2 separate regions of the Homo sapiens genome follow, and region 1 is linked to region 2. The links are chromatin contacts, found by Hi-C or POLR2A ChIA-PET in ENCODE. All regions are on one chromosome and are shown on one strand. The core of a region is the stretch at or near the end of the contact, and the rest is flanking DNA. Distances in the headings are between cores, read along the strand shown. Region 1 overlaps LY86 (lymphocyte antigen 86). Region 2 overlaps LOC124901253 (a long non-coding RNA gene).

Region 1 (2,881 bases), core at 205-2,704, 300 kb after region 2:
GTCTTAGAAAAAGAATGTAAAATATCTCTATCATTGTTCCACTGGTTATGTGTTGAAATGTTAATATTTGGAATATACTGAGTTAAGTAGAATTTATCATTAATATATTATTTTAATCATTTATCAATGATAAGATATTAATATTATATTAAAATTAATTTCAACTTTTAAAATGTGGCTCCTAGAAAACATAAAATTATATGTGTGACTCTCTTTAATGTTTTTACTGGCAGCGCTGCATTATTATCTCCCTTTATAATTTTGAAGCTCCCAACATCCAGGCCATACCCCAGACCAATGATATCAGAATCTCTAGGAGTGAGAGCCAAGCCAGGTGGTGACCAGAAGTGCTCTGTGTTGAGAATATGGGAGGAAAAAACTGTTTTTTCCTACATACACCCTCATCTTATCAGATGAGGAAATTGAGTCTAACTTACCCAAGGTCACAAAGCCAGCGGGGGGTGGAACTGGGTTTCTGTCCAGCTCCAAACCCCTCTGCTGTATATCTTCTGTAAACATAAAGAAAGCTTTGCTAGAGAAGAAGTAAACTCATTTCAGCCCTCCACTAAGACCGGAAAAAGATTTAAAGGGCATAACAAAATTATAGAAATCAAAGGATCATCTTTGGGCATAACCAGCCATTATTATAAGGCAGTGGTTCTCAAAGTGTGGTCCTCAGACCAGCAACATCAGCATCATCTAGGAAATTATTAGAAATGGCAGATTCTTGGTCCCTACCCAGACGTACTGAATCAGAAGCTCTGGGGTTGGGGCTTAGTGATCTGTATTTTAACAAGCCTTTTGGGCCATGTGTTGGCAAACTTTCTTCTGGAAAGGGAAGGATAGTAAACATTTTAGGTTTTGCAGACCATATGGTCTCTGTGGCAATTGCTCAACCCTTCCCTTGCAGAGATAATATGAAAATGAGTGGACATGGCTGTGTGCCCAGATTACATGAAGTGAGGTATGTCTATATCTGCTGCATGTATTTTATAATTGATTTGGCTTTGTTTAATTTATGGACACTGAAATTTAAATTTCATTTAATTCTTACATGTGGTGAAGTATTATTCTTCTTTTGACTGATCAGTCCTGCTCTAAGTGGTTCTGTGGCATGTTAACTTTTGTGAACCACTGCTAGAAGGTAAGTCAGAATCCAGGGCTCTTAGCCAGAGTTACTGAGCACAGGTATGCGGGGGCTGTCACCAGGTGGACACTTGACCTGAGCTGCAGCATAAATTCAGATCCAGGACACCAAGGACAATGCCACACCTGTGCTTTGACTCTGCTTTATAAGACCTGTGCCAAAAAATTAGATTTGGGGCAAAAGGGACTTAACAGATAGGCTGGTCAGAGTGGCAGCTGGCAGGAGGAAGAGCACCTTAGGAAAAAGCCAGAGAGCAGGCCTGGAGGTCTCCTTCCCTCCCCACAGCTGCCATGGACAGTCTGGAGGGCCATTACATTTCTCTATTTCTCAATTACTGCATCTATCAAATGAGAGTGGCCATAATTCATTATTGGGTAAGAGTGGAGACTAAATAAGATATGTGATGTGTCTGACGCGTTAGAAATCACAGCACTGAGTCCCTGGGCTTCCTCCCCTACCCGAGGGACCTTGAGGCAGAGGGTTGGAGCATTTTGTGAAAACTGCAGGGCTGATTGATAAACTCTGGTGGGTCTGTCATAGAAACAGGCCAGAGGACTCAAACTGGTTCACCATAGAGCCAGAGGAGCAGCCAGTCCATAACATCTCACACTGCCAACCTGCTCAGGATCCCAGAATTTCCTGACCAGTAACTGAACAAGTCTTTCATGGCTATGTTGTTCTGTTCTGTTTTGTCTTCTTCCTTTGATCTAAGGTCAGCCTCTAAAATTTTTATTTTCTACCACTGGCTTGACTTCCATCCAGAATGCATAATCTTAGGAATGTCTACTCCCTTCAAGGGAACCTGACATCTATCAAAGTGTGATCTGTCACCCTAGCCCACAATAGTCTGACATAAAGACTTTTCCCAAAGTCTGGGTTTGTCAGCACTCACCAGCACCACACATGAGACACCCACAGCCCTGTCTAGCTTGGAATGGAGTCAAGTTCACTCCAGTCTCTTTCAGTCTCTGATTTATCAAGCGTTCAACACATGTTGATGTCCACTCTCAATGAGGTTCATTTTGTTCAAGCAGTTTCCTAGAATATTCCACGTCAGGAAGATGAAAGTGAAATAAGTTAAATAGAGCCAAAATTTGGTTGTAAGATGTACTGTGGAGCCTGAAACTCAGGTATCACCCTGGGAAGTAGAAGCAACACTTCATTCTTGCTCCACAAGCTCTACCCAATTAAAAAGTGGAGAGAAATGACTTAAAGGTGGCTCATGTTTGGACTGTCAAGAATATATTGTGTAGGGCCGTGGAGACGTGAGGTTCTCAACTGGAAGTGAACCTGGCGATTTGGGTAGAGACTCAGATTAAAGCCATAAAGTAAATAGAATGAACACATGATTTTCTTTCTTTTTAAAAATTGTTTTATATTATTTCCAACTTCTATTTTAAGTTCAGGGGTACATGTGCAGGATGTGCAGGTTTGTTACATAGTTAAACGTGTGCCATGGTGAATAACTGCACAGATCATCCCATGATGATCTGTGATACCATCCCATGATAACACCTAAGTATTAAGCCCAACGTCTATTAGCTATTTTTCCGATGCTCTCCCTCCTCCCATCCCCCACCCTCCAACAGACCCCAGTGTGTGTTGTTTGCCCCAATGTGTCCAAGGAACACATGATTTTCACACTTGATAATAAGAGACATGTCAACTATCAAACCTGGTTCTGGCCAAATTTCTATGAGTTCTGACCAGGGTAGATCAACCCAGGCAAAGTGG
Region 2 (2,883 bases), core at 217-2,716:
CTGCTGAGCCCTGCCAAAATCATAAAATTGTGAGCAATGAAACAAAGTGGCTGTTATTTTAATCCACTAATATTTGGGATAGTGTGTTACATCGCAATAGATAACTGAGACACATTCATCAAATAAATATTTATCTAACCTGCTGTTTATAATAATAATACAACACTAATATTGAGTATGCTGTAATATATAGCAATATAATTAATATGGTAATATTTATCTATCTATTATTGACAGACTTTGTGATGAGTAGGAAATTGTATCTATCTTTAAGGCCTGCAGTCAAGAAGGGGAAACTATATTAAAAGCTAGTGTTTTGGAATTTCGTCAACAAGTCTGTTTCCACGATTTAATAGACTTCAAAATATTCTGTGTTTTCCTCCTATAACAAATATGTTCCTTGTGGACCTAATCTGGCATATAATATATGTACAAAAATACAAGTTAATTAATGAATTAAAGTCAGTGGAATCTCTTATGTCAGTGAAAGCAATAGGGTTGCTGACAAAAAAAGAAAGTAAAAGTTTTTAGTGAATTGTATATGCACCACTGGTTTTTATTTCACCTTTATCTTAAACAGTCAGCCACTCACTTAAACTTTGGCTTCTGAGGCTGAGAGCCACATAAAAGGGAGCACTAAATAACTGCAAGTGTAAAGAATGATTTGTGCTCCCTAAAATGCTTTATTCATACAAGGGAACTGAGGCTTGGAGAGGCAAAGGGGCTTGCTCATAATCACACACCTGGCACATTACGGATTTCAGACTCAAACAGACATTTTTAAAACCAAGTCCATTGTCTTGGCTAAAGTACACCTTCTCCAAACTCCTATCTTTCTCTTACTCAAAATTTCCCTTCAAATCTACACATTCCAAGATCTCTCTTAGAGCTGGGCCCATGGTGCTCCTGGAAGATATGATTGGATTTCTCCTCACCCTCTGAGCAGTGTAGGCACAGGTCTTCTGGTGCAGGGGATGGGGACATTAGAATGTGGCAGCTAGCTGGTACCTATTGGAGACCACCCCTGTAGGTGGGGTGACTCTACCACTCTGGTCTGTCAACAGAATAGTTTTTATGGGACCCTCATACGGGTCAGGGACTCTGTTATGTGCTGCAAGGGATTTGCAGGGAGCAAGAGAGAGGTCCTTTCCCGCAAAAGACTTACGGTCAGCCCCTAAGCTTCTCGGTGAAGGGAAGAGCAACATTGAACATCCGTCTTGGACACCTTGCCCCTTGGTTCTTCTATCTCACGAGTGCCTCGCAGTGGCTCTGCCTGTGGACCCTTACTCATGTTCTCTGGACCAGGGTTGTTAACCATAGCAGGTTAGAACTGCCCATTTATTCTAAATACAACAGCCAACTACCATCTTTATTTCAACCCTCACTTCCCACCACTTCTTCTCTAGTCTCAAAATGCCTTTCAGCATAGGCAGGAAATATGACAGAAGAAAGTCCCAGTCGAACAAACAATAACCGAAAATGCTCTTTGTTGCTGGGCCTTGGCGATCAAAGCCCTGCACATGTTTGCCAGCTGTAGTTCAGATGGTTTCTATTTCACTCAGCATTAATTTTTTATGAAATCTGTGGCCCAGGGGCCCATAAGCGGCTTTTAGTTCTTCATTCTATACTGTCTGGTCTAATTGCCAAGGCATGGTAAGACTCAGATTTTAAGGTGTCGTTAATGTATTTACCAGCCTTCCGGTCTACAGGCAGGCTCACCTCTTTGTGTGGGATTTTAATCATGTTTTGTTTTTAGAAAGGAAATGAAGGTATTCTTGGACTAAATATACTTGCTTTTCTTTGGATTTATTATCAGTATTTCACATCAGCGAGACAGCATACACAACACTGCCAATCCCAAACCTCAGACTTTATCTTCCAGTTTAAGTTTGATTCTTAAGAAGCATATGGAGTCTGTGCAGTGGAGGTAAGGCCTGTTTAAAATGAAGGCTGTTGTTTGTATGAAACATGCTTATTTAGTAGTTTATGATAAGGGGCCTGCTGACCCCAAAGGCTATCTTTCTTCTCACTTAGCAGCAGCAGCCTGGACTTTGTTTCAGATCGTCTCTGGATGCTGTAGCAAAGCCAGCAAGTGACTCACTGTCTGTCCTCAAACTCTTTGCAGCCCCCATTACTGAAGAGCCCCACAGACAACTTAGAAAACACAGTGATGGGAAAGTGACAGTGTTTGCAGAGTTGCTGGTTGCCAGGGGTCTACATGCAAGGCCAGTGCCGCGATCATTTTCATGAATTTCAGATGTCCTTTCTCTTGCCAACTTCGTGTGTTTTCTGAAAAATAATAAGAAAAAAAAAAAAACCCAGTCATCTGGCCTTACTTCCTTAAACCGAAGCTATTAGAGGTATCCAGGATCTGACTAGGGCAGCTAATTTTCTTTCAGTAGTGATTATAGCTGCACACCCTGCACAAACCGCATGCAAGACTCCCCCTCAACATAATTTTACATGCTTCACTTCTCCAATTGGCTCCAACTGTTAACAGAGCCCAGGTTTTGCATACACAGCCACACTTGGGGAGAAAGAAAAATACTTTGTTGCAGGCAGTTTTGCCTTGATACTTGGCACTACTCCATTTCCTGACTGCGTTACACTCCCTTCCCTCCCAGGTACCTGAGACTTCTTCATGCATCTGAGTGTCTGGCTTTTGATGCAGCTCCTGGTTAGGAACCAGCCCTCTCCATGGTCATTAGCTTCCTTTTTTTTTTAAAAAAAAAAAAAAAAAACTACCATCTAGTAGGCAGCTTCTTCGGCACTATTGTTAATCTGAGAATTTGCTAGTACTTAACTCACTCTTCACACGCCATAAAAATCTCTATTCTTTGAAGTGTCTAAGTGTGTGATGGCTGAATGTGTTGGGAGGAGCTG

The links. A loop is a pair of places that touch in the nucleus more often than their neighbours do. ChIA-PET counts read pairs that join two places held with the same protein, here RNA polymerase II (POLR2A). Pooled maps may share reads with other maps.
Region 1: a loop to region 2 is called in a map with no recorded cell type, with 2.3 times the contacts of the local background. The contact joins two enhancer-like sites. A Hi-C loop is called at or near these places in 9 of 37 single-sample maps with no recorded cell type and 4 of 50 pooled maps. POLR2A ChIA-PET finds 5 or more read pairs at or near these places in 1 of 52 experiments (A673).

Annotation. Positions count from the first base shown.
Region 1 is chr6:6,630,869-6,633,749 of GRCh38, forward strand. All of the region lies in intron 3 of LY86 (lymphocyte antigen 86), which reads left to right. Among named protein-coding and RNA genes, the nearest start is that of LY86-AS1, 9.5 kb to the left of the region's middle. Within about 2 kb of position 1,455, at least 2 of the 41 ENCODE cell types and tissues checked have a DNase peak (open chromatin) inside an H3K27ac peak, as active enhancers do.
Region 2 is chr6:6,330,030-6,332,912 of GRCh38, forward strand. LOC124901253 (a long non-coding RNA gene) reads left to right here. Exons shown (of 2, transcript XR_007059428.1): 2 at 1-138. Among named protein-coding and RNA genes, the nearest start is that of F13A1, 11 kb to the left of the region's middle. RefSeq lists an enhancer at 1,783-1,832. Within about 2 kb of position 1,467, at least 3 of the 41 ENCODE cell types and tissues checked have a DNase peak (open chromatin) inside an H3K27ac peak, as active enhancers do.